2 separate regions of the Homo sapiens genome follow, and region 2 is linked to region 1. The links are chromatin loops, found by intact Hi-C in ENCODE. Cell type or tissue: PC-3. All regions are shown on one strand. Links, peaks and the distances in the headings refer to the core of each region. The heading gives the core; the rest is flanking DNA. Region 1 has its middle 54 kb from the start of EDN1. Region 2 overlaps LOC124901260 (a long non-coding RNA gene).

Region 1 (9,403 bases), core at 1,610-6,609:
CTCCTCAGGCATTACTGGGGCAAATCTGGGGACCCTGCATGGAAGCCCATCTCGCTAATTCATATTGGGAGTGGCAGACATTGTCAGGGGCTGTGAGAGCAGCCAGGTAGAGGCTAGAGGCTGATGGCCCCCTGCCGTGGTAAATGCCTATGATTCAAGTCATAGCCCTCACCTGGGGCAGAGGGCAGGTCCTCTTGCCTGCTCCGAAGTCTTGTCTTCCCTTGGATTCTGACGCTGGTGTCCCTCTAAGCTGGCCAGTGGGCTCTGGTCATCCAGTGCTATCTTTTGTGGAGGGGACAGGGACAGAGTGCTAAAAAGACTCCATGCTTTTCTGAACACTACTGACTTTCCGCCTCACTCTGCAGCCTCCTCAATGGGAGCCTCACACACTGGCTGGACACTGACACTCGGGAAGATCAAAGGTTCATCAGGACACCAGTTCATTCTGATTATTTCTCAACTGTTTGGGTTTGTCTGGGTGGGGAAAGAAAGGACAGTTCTGCTTGAGGTGCCACCAAAACACTGCCTGAGTGGCAGTGGAGCCGGGGAGGCTGGGCGGCTGGATGTGGTCCCACCGGGACCGTTCGCCAGTGGTGTCGCTCTGATGCCTGATTTATTTGTGTATTTGGCAGATGGGAAGGAGGAGTTCCACTGGGTGATAAATTGCCTGCACTGACCTATCCCTGTCAGTGGTAAGCCTGCCTGCCACCCACCCCCACACACCGCACCAAAGCAGTTCAGTCTCTTAGAGTACATTGTCAAGAGGAGAAGAGTTGGGATGGGGGCAGATTATAATGTCACCAGTGAATCCTCAGGGCTGTGGGTCTGTGGAGCTGAATGCTGGAGGGCATAAACAGTGCTTTCCTTTCTTGCTTTCCATCAGACGCAGAGTCCCTTCCCTATGTGGCCTCCAGAACTGTTGAGCAGGACGGGGTGAGGGAGGCAGTAGAGGCCTGGGTCTGGCCCTGGGTTCTGGTCACCTCTACGAACAACTCAGGGGCAAATAGTTTTCTGGGCCATTGTGGATGACTGTGATCCCAGCCTTTCCTATTGCCCTCCCAGAAATGCAAGCCACAACATGAATTCCCTGCGTGGCCTTGAACAAGCCACTATACTTCTCTGGCACTCTGTTTCCCCATCGATCAATGATTATCTCTGTCCAGTCATAACAGACCATTTTGGTCTCCACACCAACAGCGTCGTTGGTGTCACCTCCTGCCCCTACTCCACGTTGGAATTCCTGGGGACTTTTATTGAAAATATGTATTCCTGGATGCCATGCCAAGAAATTCTGACTTAATGGTGCTGCGGTGGGCTCACTTATCCGAATTTCTAACAGCACCCCAGATGACATTTTAATGCATTTAATGCATTTCTTTTCTCTAAATCCATGTCAAGTTAAAACACTTAGTACTGGATCAAGTAATTTATTGTGTTGATTTCTAATGATTTCACTCACATAAAGCCAGTCTGCTTTGACTAGTGCACAAATGGCATCGCAGCCAACACTTCATTTTTTTACTTTTACAAAATTATCCTACAGTGGAGATAGGGAGGGGACACGAGGGAACTTTCTGGGATGGCAGATATATTAGGGGTGTAAGTTTACACTGGTGTATGCATTTGTCAAAATGCGTTGAATTATAACACTAAGATCCGTGCATTTCATAGTATCTAAATTATACCTTAATTAAATGAATGAAATTTAAGAAGAAAAATGGCAAAAACACCAACTCAAAATTCCCCTACAGATAACACAAACGCATTCAGCATGAAGAAGAAGTGCTTCATTTGAGGGACGCTGTCAGCGGCATTAGAAAAGGCTCTGTCACTAACAACTTGTTTCTAAACTAAAGTCTTTCCCACCCTTCCCGCCAACGGGGCAGGCAAAGCCAATTGTAGCTTTAGCAAGTAGAGCGAGACAGGCAGAGATGCTGGAAAGACTTGGAGAAGCTGGCCTGGAGAAGCTGTATCTGCCCTGTTTTAGTGCAGCGGGCACTAAAAAAGCCTGAGGCTTAAACATGTGGTCTGTAAACAAGCAGCCCATAGCACCTCTCTCCCCTCCGCCCCTCCCTCCACTGTCACCGGGATGAAGCTGTGAAGACTGCTTGTCTTCACAGACATTTCCCTAAGTCTGCTTTCATAAATTAAAATGTTCATTCATTCATTCATTCATTCATTCCACATTAAGCGTCTCTGCAGCAGGCACTGGAATGGCTGAGATGAACGACCTGCCATTTCTGTCCCCAGACCCTCACAGTCAAATGAGGGGCCAGCTAAATCCATGTATAATCTCGGGACAGGATGCAAATCGTCTCTCCCAGGTCCAGTGAGCCTGTGACCTCGGAGGTGGGACACATCACGCACTGCGGAGTGTGGGAGGGGTACCTGAGATACTGAGGAGAGGCAGTTGATGGGGAAGGAGAGCATTCTAGGAAGAGGGAGTGGCATTGTTTCATTTGGGGAAGTGGTGAAAAGAGAGGCTTAGAAATGGGCTAGACCAGGAATTATATTACATGTTGAGGAGTTTGGACTTTATCCTAAAATAAAAAGTCCTGGGGTTTTTTTGTGTGTTTTTTTTTTCCTTTTTTTAAATATAAGAGTGACAAGCTTTGTATTTTGTTTTCCTCTCTTTTTTTTTTTTGACCTAAGGAAGTGCATGACAATTTCTATCATCCCCATCCCCACCCCACAGTGCAGATGGCCCCAAGTCTGGGGCTGGACATCCCTGGGTGCCACCTCCTTCTCCACTCCTCCTCCAGCAATGGGGAAGCTGGAGGCTCTGCATGTAGACCTCAGGTTCTTCAAGTGTCAGCTGAATATCTGAGTCCTTATCTTCCTAATTATACCTGGGACTCTTAAACTTCTCACCACTCCTAATGACTTCCATGCAGCCTTGTAAAATAATAGGTTCCACCTATTAACCAGCTGCAATGCACAGTAGCCTCACACCCATCCTGAGGTAGTTTGTCTGGCAACCTCAACTGTACCAAAAGAGAGCTGAGAATAAGAAGATTCCCAAATGTATAAAGTCAATATTACTAAATTAATGCACTAAACAGCGTTGTGATGTACTCAGTTATTCAACCCTTTACTTGAAGGCTGAGTAAAACTTATGTGAAACATAATTTGAACAAGCCTGATATTTTCCATTTTCCGCTCATTCAGGAGGATTAGAAGTGACAGTTGAAAGTGAGGGAAAGACCCACTCCCAGTGAGCAGGCCGGCGAATTCAGAAGGCACAGCACCTGCAGCCGCTGAGGACAGAGACAAAGGTCTCAGTACCTCCCTTTGACCCTGGGGACATTTCTCCCCAGTAGACCAAAAGTTTTCATTGTTCCAATGAAATAACCATTTCAATAGTCATCATGTAAAGGCTACACATATTTGGTTCTCTGTTTAGTTAATAAGGGAGGAACTTGTGCAATACTGCTCAGAAAAACAAATAATAAAATGATTACAATGAAAACATGTTCGTGCATTGTGGGGTACATGGCAGTTGTCTGGAAATGTTATTTTCAATGAACAAAACATATTTGTTTGTAAATGACACTATATGAGGTGATGTAGCCAAAATGGTCTTTCCAGCTAGCTACTTAGGATAACCAAAGGCAATTCTAAACCTTTCCATTTCTGCAATATCAACTTCCCTCCATGGATAACAAAGTGTTTAGAGACGGCTCCTTTTTAAACCTTTTGGACACTAAGGGTGAGTGACACTCAGTGAGGTTGGGACTTACAGGTCTCTCCCGAGACCTGAAAGAAGACATCCATTTCTTCCCTGCCCTTCGGGACTGCATTAGGAATGAATCAGTTAGCTGTCCAGTAACGATTCTTAAATCAAGGTATATATATTCTTAAATCAAGGGTATATGACGAATGAATCCTGTATGCATTAGCAAACAGGGAAGTGAGACAGCCAGCTATTTCTCATGGGAATTCCTGTGCAGATTGTTGCAATGAGTCCCGTTGTGTAAAAAATATATGGTTAGTCACAGTTCTTGCTGGTGTGCAAATTTGTAGGGCTAACACATTTCCAGGGGCAGAGAGCAAGACTGCAGGAATGTCTGTGATATGAATGCAACGCTCCTGGCATGCACAACCTCAGCAGTCTGCAAATTGAGGTGGATGCTTTACTTTGCCCTATTTGCCATTCACCTGCTTTGCTAACCTCCCAGCCAGCTGGCATTTCCACAGCCTCCCTGTTGTCAACTGGAACTGGGGATGTGTTTGGCTTATAACCGATTGTAACTAATTATTAACTCTGCAGGGTAGATTATGGTTTTATGTTAATAGCATTGCAGGAGGCTTTGAGATACCGCAGCTTGATAGGACCTTCTGAGGCTGTTCTGTAGGCTCCCAGGAATGCAAGACCTGCACAGTGGCCCCAGACTGGTACTGACGCGATTTCCTGAGGAGGAAAGACCTTTGCAATGGAGGGCAGGGAGGGCACCCTGCCCTCAGTCTGGCTCCTGATCTAACACCAGGAACCTCAAGTAGCCAAAATCCTTTAGGAGACAAGGTTCAGGTTTCACACAGGCTGTCCTGTTTAGAGCAAATAAACAGCCCATTCGTGTATATTTTGGACCAGGTCTCTGGACTGCCCGGGGGCACCTTGCCACCTGTTGTGCAACCTGCTTGTTGTGGAGAATTAGGGAAGAACAATTCTAGAAAGGGGTCCCAAGTCAGTTAGCTGAGACGGGGTATTGAGAGTCCTTTTGGGATGCACTTCACATGGATTCTGGGAGGTAGGCAGGAGGTTGGGGATAGAAGGTAGGGAGAGATGTGGACAAGAGGACCTAAAGTAAGACAGCTGCCTGCTGTTTGCCCTTGAGCAGCGAATATTCCAGCAGAGGGGACAGTACCCAGGCCCATGGCACCTCTCTAGAGGTCTAAGGGACATGCTTCATCCTTAACTGTTGCCATCAGAAACAGCTTGAGTGAGGCAAGCAGGATTGAACTCTTTCCTAGGAAGCTTGATGCCCTTGAGTGCACATGCCATTTGGGGTATACAGCAAAGATCACTGTCTAGGAATTTTCAACTTGTTCAAAATTTCTATGCATCGCATGTTAATTAATATGAAAGGCACCAGGCTGGTGGTAAGCATTATTGTGAAACTGGTGCACCTTTCAATAGCCTCGGCGCCATGTCTTGTCCATCCGTCTACCCTCCTGGCCACCTCTCCATCCCCTCTCTCTGTTGCTCAGGGTTGCTTCTTCATCTCTTCCAGTAATCCCTCACCTCCAACCAGAGCAAAGCCTGCCCACAAGAAAAAAGCCTAAGCTAAATCCACTCGCACTAATAAGGCCAGTATGTTATCCCTTCCAATAACGTGGGCATGATGATTATATTCATCAAGGGAAAAATGTTTTTTGTTGTTGTTTGAGACAGGGTCTCACTCTATTACCCAGACTGGAGTCCAGTGGTGCCATCACGGCTCCTGCAGCTTTCACCTCCCAGGCCCAAATGATCCTCCTGCCTCAGCCTCCAGAGTAGCTGGGACCATGCCCAGCTACTTTTTAAATTTATTATATAGAGACTGGATTCCACTATGTTGCCCAGGCCGATCTCCAACTCCTGGACTCAAGCAATCCTTCTGCCTCAGCTTCCCAAAGTGCTGGGATCGCATGAGTGAGTCAGCACTCCCAGCTGGAAAGCAGTTTTAAGTCAATGTTATGAGGGAAGTGAAACAAACAACGATTGAGCACCTGTTATGTCCCAGGTATTATGCTGAGCACATGATCCAATTTAACCTTCAAAATCAACTCTACAAGGAGGCAGTTTTATATTCATCTTACCGAGGAGGAAAATGAGAGTAACCTCTCTCAAGGTATATGATGGCTTCAGCCTGAAATGGCTTCTGGAGTGGACAGTAGGTCCTAGGGGTCACCAGAATCTAGGATTATATGGAGGTATCTCAAAGCTAGTACCAGGAAACAGAGCATGCTGAGCAAGTAAGACTTAATAAAGAACCCAGGCATTTCCCCTCAGCTTCGGCCAGAACAGGGCTGCTTGTATGCATTTTCAACATTGGATTCCAGGAAAGCTTCTGTATTAAGAGTTCAATTTGGCCAGGCATGATGTCTCATGCCTGTAATCCCAGCACTTTGGGAGGCTGAGGTGGTGGGATTGCTTTAGCCCAGGAGTTTGAGACGAGCCTGGACAACATTGGGAAACCCCCCTCTCTATTATTATTATTGTTATCATCATCATTATTATTATTATTTTCAAGTTCAGCTTAAGAAAACATTTTGTTTCAAAATAACTTCCTTGGCAAGTGGGATCTTTGGAAGGGATTTAAGCAGGGTGTAACACGTCATATTCACTTTTTGAAATATTGCCCAGAGACTGCATAGAAAATAGATTGAGCCTAGAAACAATTCTCCAGAGGAGAGTCATAGAGGACCTGAACTAGGCAGTAGCAGAGGGATGGAGACAAGAAGACCGCTGTGAGACATGCCAGGGAAGACGGCCTTCTAGACCCTAGTGACTCTAAGCATGGTCTCTGGGCCAACAGCCTCAGCATCTCTCGGGAGATTGTGAGAAATGCGAATTCTCAGGCCCCAACCCAGATCTACTGAATAAAAATCTGCTTGGAAAAGATCGCCAAGGGATCCATATGCTCCTTAAACTTCAGAAGCACTGCTTTCAGACCACTTGCCTGGGAGAGGGATGGAGGAAGGAATGGACGATGACTCTGAGCCTGTGTTCAAGCATTATAAAATGGGTGAGACCTTCTAGAACAACATGGATGAGACCTTTCTTTGAGAAGAGTGCTTTCCCTTCAACAGGTCAGTGGGTATGGCGAGGGCATTCTGGTGCCATGACCTCTCCCTAAACAGCTGACAATCACCGCATAGTTTGTTGTTAAAGTGCCATTTGCTTTCTCTTATTATACAGCAGGTCTTCAAATAATGTTACAATGTTGATGAGGAAAAAAAAAATGGATTCCTGGCCAAGGCCACTATCTGTGTGGAGTTTGCAAGCTCTCCCCACATCTGTGTGGGTTTTCTCCAGGTGATCCAGTTTCCTCCCACTTCCCAAATCTGTGCCTGTTAGGTAAATTGGCATGTCCACACTGCCCCGGTGTGAGGGAGTGTGGGCGTGTGTGTGAGGTGTGAGTGTGCCCTGTGATGGGATGGCACCTTATCCAGGTCTGGTTCCTGCCTTTTGCCATGAGCTGCTGGGACAGGGCCCAGCCACCTGCAACCCTGAACTGGAAGAAGCAAGTAAATAATTATCTTACTTAATTTTATCACTCTTTCTTAAATGTATGTGTAGCCCACACTTATTTCTATGTTTAATATAAAAAGTGTTTTGCTCTAAACATAACTCTGTTTTATATCAATTAGCCTAAGTTCAAATTGGTTTCATTGTACCTTCTATGTCATTTCACTTAGTCACAGTTCCCGAGAACCCATCATTAAGGAGGGACTTACTGTACTCTCCTTTTCTCTGTTGGTGTGGATTTCTTCAAGGATCCAGGATCACCTTCCCCACTTTTGGCTATCCTAATGAACTGGCCCACTGTAAACCTTTTATACCTGGGCTATTCTTTTTTTTTTTTTTTTTTTTTTTTTGAGACGGAGTCTTGCTCTGTCGCCCAGGCTGGAGTGCAGTGGTGCCGTCTCGGCTCACTGCAAGCTCCGACTCCCGGGTTCCGGCCATTCTCTTGCCTCAGTCTCCCGAGTAGCTGGGACTACAGGCGCCCGCCAGCACGCCCGGCTAATTTTTTTTGTATTTTTTAGTAGAGACGGGGTTTCACCGTGTTAGCCAGGATGGTCTTGATCTCCTGACCTCGTGATCTGCCCGCCTCGGCCTCCGGAAGTGCTGGGATTACAGGTGTGAGCCACTGCGCCCGGCCTGCCTGGGCTATTCTTAACTTTCTTTTTCTCTCCCCCAACACTTTCTTGTCTAATATTTTATTCTTTGTGGGTTTGCTAATTTAAGCTAAAATACTGGTGGCTAATAAGGCTCATATATTTCATCTCTTCAAATAAAGATTTTAGTATTAAAAGAGACTGTTCCTGGGCCAGGCGCAGTGGCCCATGCCTGTAATCCTAGCACTTTGGGAGGCCAAGGCAGGAGGATCATTGGAGGTCAGGAGATCAAGACCAGCCTGGCCAACATGGTAAAACCCTGTCTTTACTAAAAATACAACAATTAGCCAGGTGTGATGGTGCATGCCTGTAATCCCAGCTACTCTGGAGGCTGAGGCAGGAGAATTGCTTGAACCCGGGAGGCGGAGGTTGCAGTGAGCCAAGATCATTGTATTCCAGTCTGGGCAACAGAGTGAGACTCCAACTCAAAAAAAAAAAAAAGAGAGAGAGAGAGAGAGAGAGACTGTTCCTTAACTCAAGGACATCAGAGATGGGACTGTTTTAAGCATCCAGTCAATGAGGAAATATTCAGAGGCACAGGGTCTTTAAGACCCTCTCAGCTAGATGACATTTTCTCCTGTTGCTGTTCTGCATGTAACTGTGCTTGATCTCAAGAAACGATGTTCACTCCTATCTGCTTGTGTTTTCTTTCTTTTCTTTCTTTCTTTCTTTTTCTTTCTTTCTTTCTTTCTTTCTTTCTTTCTTTCTTTCTTTCTTTCTTTCCTTTCCTTTCCTTCCTTCCTTCCTTCCTTCCTTCCTTCCTTCCTTCCTTCCTTCCTTCCTTCCTTCCTTTCTTTCTTTCTTTCTTTCTTTCTTTCCTTCTTTCTTTCTTCCTTCCTTCCTTCCTTCCTTTCCTCTTTCTTTCTTTCTTTCTTTCTTTCTTTCTTTCTTTCTTTCTCTCTTTCTTTCTCTCTTTGTTTTCTTTTCTTTTTTTTTTTTATAGGGTTTCACTTTGTTACCCAGCCTGGAGTGCAGTGGTGCAATCTAAGCTCACTGCAAACTTTGCCTCCATGGGATCAAGTGATCCTCCTGCCTTAGCCTCCTGAGTAGTTCGGACTACAGACATGAGACACCAAGCTCAGCTAATTTTTTTTTTTTTTTTTTTTTGGTAGAGATGAGGTCTCACTATGTTGCCCAGGCTGGTCTAGAACTCCCGGGCTCTGGCAATCAGCCTGCCCCAGCTCCCCAACAAGCTGGGGATGAGATGGGCATGAGCCACCACACCCAGCCCTGCTTGTTTTTGCCTCTAGTGCTCTCTCTCTGCCTGGAATGCAATTCCCCAGCTCCCCTGCCACCTCAGGCTGAGTTGGGTACCCCCACCTGTGTGGTCTCCTTGGGCATCCCCCCCTCATAGCCTGTTATCATGCTGCACTCTAATTGTTGGTTTACATGTCCCTCCCACACTTGATTCAGAGTCTTTTCATCTTTATACCCTCAAAGCATATCAGAGTGCCTTGCTCATACCAGAGGCATAATAAATATTTGTTAAATGAGTCAACGAAAGACTATGTGGCTGTGGACG
Region 2 (9,403 bases), core at 2,856-7,855, 97 kb before region 1:
GGCTGGAGTACAGTGGTGTGATCTTGGCTCACCGCAACCTCTGCCTCCTGGGTTCAAGCGATTCTCCTGCCTCAGCCTCCTGAGTAGCTGTTATTACAGGTGTGCACCCCACACCCGGCTAATTTTTGTATTTTTAGTAGAGACCGGGTTTTGGTTTCTCCATGTTGGCCAGGCTGGTCTTGAACTCCTGACCTCAGGTGATCTGCCCGCCTCAGCCTCCCAAAGTGCTGGGAAGGACACACTTTTATAAGCAGGCATCTTTGGAGATCTTGGTGGGAGAGATGGCTCAAGGAGAGGAAAAGAGGGAGGTATTAGTACAACTGGGTTTTTATAGGCCCAGCACTAGCTTCATAAAAGTTATTTGCAAAAAAAGTACGGGTCTGTGTTTTTGTCTGATGAGGTGGCCCATTGCTCTATGGTAAGTGGAATACATAATTGCTCACCTTTGCTTTTGGAAATTAAATGTATTTAGAATTGAAACCAGCTTATGGTTTTCTTCTCTTACTCATGTTCATAGAAGATGATCCTATGAGTAACACTTTTTTTGGAGACTCAATCATTGTTTCCAGTCTCTTGCATTCTCTAGTAGGTGGTTTATCTTCAGTAACTTTTGCAAATTGCATCAACATACTTGCCTCCTACAAATTTAAACTCAATAAACCAAGGAGAACAAGGGTGTGATGGTGGGAATTTCTTTTGAAAGAGTCAAGCCCATGCTGTGCAGGCTGCACCCATCTTTACTGCATTCCCATAAAAGGCTTGGGGGAAGGAAGTTAAACCATAACCCCGTTAGGTAATAGGCTATGCATTAATGCAATTTATCTGGAATGAGGAAGGAAGAGATTCAGCTTTGAAAGAATTTCCTCAACAGCATATTCCTCTTTGCTGCAAAGCTGTTTCACTTCAGGTGAGACCCAGGAAGCAGCCTGGGAATTCCTTGACCATCGATACCAAAGGCTTTCTGGAGGTGTGCAGTCTCTAGGGATTTGAGGGTGTCGCCCAACAGTCAGTGTGATTTTACAACCAGTTCTCTCTAGGCTAATTTCTAACGCAGGGAATGAGAATGGTCATGCTGAAAAGTGGTAGAGAGATTTGACTCGCCTGATTGCAAGGACCAGGTCTACCACCCAGTAATTGTGTGGACTAGAAGGTGGTGGAGTGAGTAGTGACCTCTGAAGAGTGTGACCTCTCAAGCCAACTGCTTGAGCTCCAATTCTGCCTCTGCTACTTTGTGACTGTGTAGCCCTGGGAAAGTTATTTTACCTCTCTGTGCCTCAGTCATTTCCTCTATAAAATAGGTCTCTATATGGACCTACCTTATAAGGTTGCTGTGAGTGGCACATGCAAATGTGTTTATAAAGTATATCCCATGGTATGTGGCGTAATTTATTTTTTGAGGGGAGATAGTGAGGTGCTAGTTACACACTGGGATGAGGTAGATCCTTGTTTGGATCTCAGCCTTGCTGCTCCCTGGGTAGGTGGCTTTGGATCGCTGCTCACCTTGCCAGGTCCCTCTGGCTCCTCCTTGGCTGAACATGCTTTGACTACACTGACCTTTCTGTTTCTCCAGCCCTCCTCATGGCCTGTATATAATATTTCTTCCAGTTGGAATGCTCTCTATTAACCATTATGATTCTCATGAAGGCTGTTTCTGTTCTCCAGGCTGGGTTCAGGTCTCTGTGATATCACTCAAGGAGTTTTGTACCTACCCTCCTGAGCACTTAGAATTATGCTAGAGTATTCATTTGTATAATTACAGTTGACTCTTAGGCAGCTCCAGGGATGGGGGCACCAACTCTCCTTGCAGTCAAAAATCCACAGATAACTTTTGATTCCCCAAAAACTTAACTAGTAATAACCCGCTGTTGACCAGAAACCTTAGTGATAACATAAACAGCCAATTAACACCCATTTTGTATGTTATATGTATTATATACTGTATTCTTATGATAAAGTAAGTTAAGAAAAGAAAATGTTATTTAAAAAATCATAAAGAAGAGAAAATATATTTGCTATTCAGTAAGTGGAAGTGGATCATCTTAAAGGGCTTCATCCGTGATGTCCTCACATTGAGTAAAGAGGAGGAGGAGGAGGAGAGGAGGAGGAGGAGGAGGAGAGGAGGAGGAGGAGGGGCTGGTCTTGATGTCTCAGGGGCGGCAGAGGTGGAAGAGGTGGAGGAGGTGGGAGGGAGGCAGGAGAGGCAGGCACACTGGGGGTAACTATTATTAATGAAAATCCTTGTGCAAGTGGATCTGCACAGTTCAACCCATGTTATTCAAGGGTCAACTGTATTCCTATCTGTACTCAGGACTGTGAGTTCCAAGCATGGTTAACAAGTCCTGTGTCTTTCAACCCAATGTCTATACTGGTGCCTGGCTCAGAGGGGACAAAACAAATACATGAATGCTGAATTAATACATACATACATAAAATGAATGTGAGAAGAATTTCCTTTTCTGATGGTTTTATAAACTATGAGCTACTTGAAGGCAGATTACATTTCATCTATAGTTATATCCCCAAAAGCCTATAGTTAGCAAGAAATTAATGTATTTGTCATGTGGATGAGTAAACTGTACCATAGTGATTCGAATTTAATTCACTAACATATAACATTCTGATTTGAAAATAAATAAAATTACTTTAGAAAAGCTTATGTTGGATATAACCTAATTTATACAAATATTCTTTTTTTATTTGTCAATTGAGAAAGTATTTAGTTACTCGTGATGGAAACTTTCTCTTTTTTTATATTAGAGATGTTATCTCACTGCAGACTATAAGTTAAGACTTGTAGCACAGCCATTCTGATAGATTTTGTTCTCAGAATTCATTTATCCTCTAAAAAGTATTGAGGATCCCAGGAAGCTTTCATTTGTGTGGGTTACATTTACTATATCAAAGAATATATTTACTATATCAAAGAAATATTTTAAAAACATTTAAAATATTTATTTGTTTAAAGCAATAATAAACTCAATACAAATTAAATAAATTAACTAATTTTAATAAAATTAATTATATTTTCCTATGGATCTTTTGCCCATGCATGATTTTGCCAGGTAATGCATCAATCATTTGGAAAATATTAATTCATTGAGTGAATATTTGACCTTTCAAATGTTGGCTATACAATATTTTGAAAAATCACATTTGTTACTATCACTGATCTCATTAGAAAAGTCTTTGAGGCATTGGGAAGCTGTCTGGTTTACACAAGCAGGTACAAGTTTACCAAAATTCAAAGTTTTGCTTGAAGGTTCAAATGTTATTTTCAGCAACGAATAATGTTTGTTATTTTCCTTGAAGTGACAGGCTCTCTATTTAGTCTCAAGAAAAAGTTTGTCAAATAGCCAAGGCTGAATAACAATAGTTTGCAGTCAGTTGTCTTTTAGGGAAAAAATGCTTCCATGCAAAAATAGGCTATTTCAGCCTACAACTCATAGCAAGTGTGTAAGTATTAGAGTATACTGTAAGTGCTTCATGCTCACAATTACTACAAATGTCAACATGGTAAAGAAGGCAAATAACGTCTTAATATTATTTAAAAAATAGTTTTGATCTTATGCTCCTGCAAAAGGATCTTAGAGAAGCCCAGGGGTCCACAGACCACACTTTGAGAGCCGCTGCTCTAGGGTATTCTAACATTAAATTACAAGACTCATTGACCCCACACAGATGAAATTTACAACAATATGGCTTTTAATTAATCAACTTTTCCTGCAACTTCTACCCTATCAGGAACAAATAAGCCAAGAGCAAAATGTTACAAAAGATTGTGATAACTGAGTTTAAGATCAATGTACGAGAACTGTCTTATCAATATCACCCATAATTATTAGTGTAAAGAAGTCACAAAATGTCTTTTAAAAAATTCTACCCTGAAAATATTTCAGAATGTAAGAAGTGGCAATAATTATAATAAGTGGCTACAAACTCCACTTTGAATGCATTTTCAGCAGCTTTTTTCCTAAACATTTATCACGTATTATTTTATTTTAACATGTCTCTGTGATATGGGTACATAGGACTTGATATCATCTCTGTTTTAGAGATGAGGAAACTGAGAAAAAAATGACTAGATTCACCCACCATTGCCTAGGAAACTGGCGGTGGAACTGGGTAGCTCTCCTGATGAATATTTCAATGCCTTTTCTTTTTCACCCTGTGGAATCACTTGGCCAGCCAGACTCAGCAAACACGTTTCATGTCAATAAAAAGAGAATATTCCAATGAGCCCAGTGACTTTGGAAATCCCTAAAGTGGAGTGTTCCAAGTAACTGAAAACCTGGGGGGAAAGAGTGACCTCTGTGAGCTTTTCCAGCTTCCACTTCTGCTGATGGGTGGAAGTTCATAGGAAGGAAGACATTCTCTTAGCCTGGGCTATGTCCCTTGCTAAATTTAGGATTCCAGATTATAGAAACACCCTCAGATGACCAAGCCCTCCACCCCTGATGTTCTGGGAGCTCTCATTCTGAAAGAACAAATGCATTTTTCCTTCCCCTTTGGAACCAGATAGTAAACTTGGCCAAGGAGCCTGCCAGCCACTGGCCTGGTGTGAGTGAGTGGGGTGATTATTTGGAGATTTAGGCAGAAAGTGTTGAAGGGAAAGAGGCTGTGGGTGGGGAGGGACAATCAGCTAAAGAGATGGGAAGTATCATCCTCTTGTCTTGTTAAAGCAGAAAACTGTTTAAAATGTCATGCCCATATTTACTAGCTGTTTATAGGTAACAGAATCTCCTCTGTGTGTCGTCAGTGAGTAATTGCCATAACAATGTTGTATTTACATGACCCATATTTTACCCCACAAAGGCAGAGAAGATCCTTAAAGAAATTGCATATACCTCTATGGTGTGTAGAGAAGAACAGCTGCTTTCCTCCCTCTTCCTACTCATATGGCTCTTGAAAATGCTCTCAGCCTCTTCCTTTAATAATTTCCATCATGTCCTCCTCTGCCCTTTAGATTGTAGCACACGATTTAAATGGAAGGTGCAGGGAAGTGTTTCTGAGTGGTTTGCCTGACTCAAGCCACCTGGTGGGCAAGGGGCAGCATCTGAGAGGCTTCCTTCCACAGCCCGCCTCTTAGGGCCCAAGAGATAACAAGACCACATGCAGCTCAGATGCAATCACTTCTTAACATAGCTCAGAGGCAATCACTTCTTAACATTTGAGAAAACTTGCCTGGGTGAAAAACCATTTTCCCAGACAGCAATTTGCCTAGGAGTTGCAATGACATTGTCTTTCTGTGCCAAGAATATCAATCAGTTCAAAAGTCCCTCTCCTGAGAGCCACTGGCAAGATCCTGGGCGTGCACACACAAGCAGTATCTGTAACCCTGCTGCTTGGGGTTAGTGTAAATGTCAAGGCTGTGTATTAGAATTAATTGTTCTGCCACTATCTGCTCTTCCTTTCTCTTTTCCTCCTTTTGTATAATCGTTTGCCTTTTTTTTTCTCCCTCGATCTTGTTGTTTCTAGCTTTATTGTTCTCAGTTTAGACTTGTGAGCCTTTGGGATGAAAAGTGATGTAAACTCTTGGAGAGGAAAGAACCCTGGATCATAGGCCAGAAGGCCTAAGTCCCAGTAACACTCTCATCCGTTAGTCCAGTCACATCACTAACCTATCTCCACCTCAGTTTTCCATCTCAAACTGGAGATAATAATCTGTATATTGATTGCTTTTTGAGACCCTTGTAAGAATCAATTGTTATTATGTAGCACTATTGAACATATGTACTTACTTTCATTACAGTACCTAGAACACCAGCTAGTGCATAGAAGGTGCCCAATAAACATTTGTTGAATTGATGACTATATTTGGAAATATTTTGTAAACTATGAAATCACTACACACATGTTTTTATGACATTTTTCATAGATGATGCTACTAGCCTGCAGTGCTCTAGGCCTTGGGTTGTGTCTTGTCATGTCGGCTGTGTAAACAGGCTGGCTCCTGCCATGCCACAGGTGGCTGGGGATCTCTTTCCAGGCCACAGCATCTACTTGGTTTCTGTGATTCCAATTCCTGTGTGGATCTGACCCACTAACTAGAAGTTTGCGCTAAGTGAACCTTGGTGTGTAAATGTTGGTGCTGGAGGGTGAATGTGGGTACCTTGAAGCCCTGGTCTTATAAATGAGTAACATGTTTCTGTATAACATGGAATGATACAGATGATGGCATTGAGAATCCTGCTGGTCTCGGAAATTTCAAGGGAGTTCTAGACCAGATCAAACAAGAGACAATGGAAGATACCAGTATTTGGCAAAGGAAAGACATTTAGAATTTAGAAGTATTCTAAAGGATGATTTCTTTTTTTTTTTCTTTCTTTCTTTTTTTTTTTTTTTTTTTTTGGAGACAGTCTCACTCCTTCACCCAGGCTGGAGTGCAGTGGCGTGATCTCAGCTCACTGCAAACTCTGTCTCCTGGGTTCAAGCGATTCTCATGCCTCAATCTCCTAAGTAGCTGGGATTACAGACATGCGCCACCACGCCGGGCTAATTTTTGTATTTTTAGTAGAGATGGGATTTCACCATGTTGGCCACGCTGGTCTCAATCTCCTGACCTCAGGTGATCCACCTGCTTTTGCCTCCCAAAGTGCTGGGATTACAGGTGTCAGCAACCACACGCAGCTCTAATGGATGATTTCTATTTACATCCTTCTTATAGACTGAGACAGATCCCCCTAAAATTCATGTGTTGGGACCCTAGCCTCTGTATTTGGAGACAGAGTCTGTGAGGAGATGTTAAAGGATAAATAAAGTCATAAGGTTAGGGTCTTAATCCAATGAGGCTGGTGTCCTTATAAGAAGAAAAGGAGATACTAGATCTCTCTTTCTCCCTCCACTCTTGTCTTCTGCTCCACAAAGGAAATATCAATGGATATTCCTCACAAGTCTAAACTGAGAACAGTAAAGCTAGAAACAACAAGATCGAGGGAAAGAAAAGGCAAAAGATTATACAAAAGGAGGAAAAGAGATAGGAAAAGCATAGTGGCAGAACAATTAATTCTAATACACAGCCTTGACATGGAGCAAGAAGGAGGCTGTCTGCAAGCCATGAAGAGAGAGCTCTTACCAGGAACTGAATCGGCCACCTTGGTCTGAAACTTCTAGCTTCTAGCTTCCAGAACTGTGTGAAAATAAATGTCTGTGCCTTAAGCTACCCAGCCTATGGTATTTATTATGGCAGGCCAAGCTGACTAATACAACCCTCACCTCCTCTGTCTCATTTCTGGGTAGCTATCCTGAAATTCATGATTCTGACATTCTCCTATATGCAAAGAACATTGAAGTCTATGAGCAGACTGAATGTATATGTCTAAATATCCTTGTGAACTAAGCATGATGGAAGAGAGGAGACAAGAATAGCCACACTCCACTGAATGACAAGTCAAAGATTGCAATGAGCAACTCTTTTACCTGGCTTGCCTGAGATAATTTTGATACATTACACTAAGCTTCAGGAGAGTGAAAGGGTGTAGGTTATGTCAATTAGCTTGTGGACTTTTTGCAAACCATGTGATTAAGGCTGGTGACATTCTGCATCAGGTTTTAACAAAACAAGGTTTCTAAAGTTAGTTTGGATACATTGATTTTTCTTACACCACCACTGTTGCTAGTTGGGTATATTAAGTGATATTATAGCATACGTGCAAAGGGAAATGATTATTTGGGACAGTGAAAAAAACTGTATATTCAATGTGATGATAGAACAAGTGTGAAGGCTGAGTTTGGCAATTTTGGGTTTGATCCTCAACCTCTAATTTTTGCAAGTTTGGAGCCATGATCTTCTAATTATTTAGCACAAATGTTGAAGAAGTTAGACACAAATGAGTCAAAGTTAATCTATCACATTCATTTTTAAACTTTAGTGTTTCTATGAATCATCTGAAGAGCTTGTTAAGAGCCAGTGAGTTTTCGGGTGAGCCTCAGATTTTGTATTTCTAACAAGTTTCAGCTCATATCAATGCTGCTGGTCCATGAACTGTACTTGGAGTAGCAAGGATCTAGAATACTGTGTGTCAGATGGAAAGATGAGACATTTAGTTTTTCTCCATGAATAAAATACGTGAGATTCAACTGTTGCTTTGTTTTGCAATACTATGGGATTCCTCTCTAAAAATTGTTCAAAATCTCATGCTTTGAAGAACTACATTATATGGATTGTAAAATGACTTAAGCAGGAAGTACTTGACATGAATATGTGCTTAATAAATATTGATTGGTTGATTTCTGAAAAGTAGATCTTCAGAGATGTAAGGCAAATGTCTTCCAGTAATATAAAATGATACATCCCTACTTAGGGGATCTAGGATGCTATGCATTGAGACAAGACAAAGTTTATGGTGTCAGAGCCAGAGAGAAAGCAAGGGTGATCTGAGCCCAGCAACACAGCTCCATTGTAAATAGCTGCTCACCTGGGGCAAACAAGTGCTATAGGATATGATAAGGAAGGTTCATTTCATCATTTTATGGCTGTGTACATCCTGGAGTGAAGGAAAGGCATTAACGAGTTTGGTAAGAGCTGGCAAAGCCAGAGTCCTTATTTGCAAGGCATGGTAAGCCTATGGGTGTGTTATCATTTACTTCATTGTGATTTACGACAGTCCTACTGCTGATTATACCTCTCTGACCCCCTCAGGGTTGGTTGGAAGTTGTTTAGATCCTACCTTTTTCTCTCCAGACACCAGAGACTGCCAGAACCACGCTCACCTGTGAGTGAAACAAGCAAATTCCCTGGCATCAAGGGGAAGTTAAAACTTCTATTTGAAACAACTTTTTGAACACTTTTGGCATATGTGGAAATGTACATATACACACACGCATATGTATGTGGATTATGTAAGGGGTTATAATAAAGTAAAATTAAGATTCAAGAGCATTTTTGACTTTAAGAAAAATATTCCTGACCCATGCACTCTTATGTAACCTGATCCCTCAGAAGCATACAAGATAAATCAAATTTACAGAGTTACAAAAAAGTGTTCACTGACTGCTGGAAAATATATGATGTCATATTTGTGGTTAATGGCCTAAGTTAGATTAAAAAGATGCACTTTTTTGTATTTTGATGATTTGTCCTTTGTTTTTTCTGTTTTAGTTAGACTTGACCATGGAATTGATACTCTGTCAATAAATTCTTTATCTTTCACTGTTGCCACTGGTAAGAATAGCTAAAGGTTTTGCAGGATAATTGCCTTGAAGAAGGTATCTTCAGAATCCATTTATTTCAATTATTTGCCAATATTATTCAAAATTTCTTGTCTTCTTATCACTATCAATGAGTAGAAATTTTCAGGATTGCTAAGAGTTTGTTATGCTTTGTGGGAGAAATTCTGTGTAAGATTGAGTTTTGAAAAAATTCCATGTTGCATAATCTGGGGAAATGCCTGTTCATGCCTATATC

Evidence for each region. Hi-C counts contacts between places; a loop is a spot of excess contacts. Peaks named below come from ENCODE experiments on the same cell type or tissue, not always from the same donor. Only the 100,000 strongest peaks of a DNase experiment are listed, where the experiment ranks them.
Region 2: a loop joins it to region 1, with 4 times the contacts of the local background. A loop is called at or near these places in 1 of 110 quality-filtered maps.

What each region holds. Positions count from the first base shown.
Region 1 is chr6:12,339,494-12,348,896 of GRCh38, forward strand. No RefSeq gene overlaps it. Among named protein-coding and RNA genes, the nearest start is that of EDN1, 54 kb to the left of the region's middle. In PC-3, for the core only: no CTCF peak of the experiment used is centred there; a DNase peak (open chromatin) is centred at 3,948; H3K4me3 peaks cover 1,191 bases; H3K27ac peaks cover 3,095 bases.
Region 2 is chr6:12,241,210-12,250,612 of GRCh38, forward strand. It overlaps LOC124901260 (a long non-coding RNA gene), which reads right to left. Exons shown (of 3, transcript XR_007059454.1): 3 at 238-285. It also overlaps a transcript of EDN1 not described here. Among named protein-coding and RNA genes, the nearest start is that of EDN1, 44 kb to the right of the region's middle. In PC-3, for the core only: no CTCF peak of the experiment used is centred there; a DNase peak (open chromatin) is centred at 4,752; H3K27ac peaks cover 741 bases.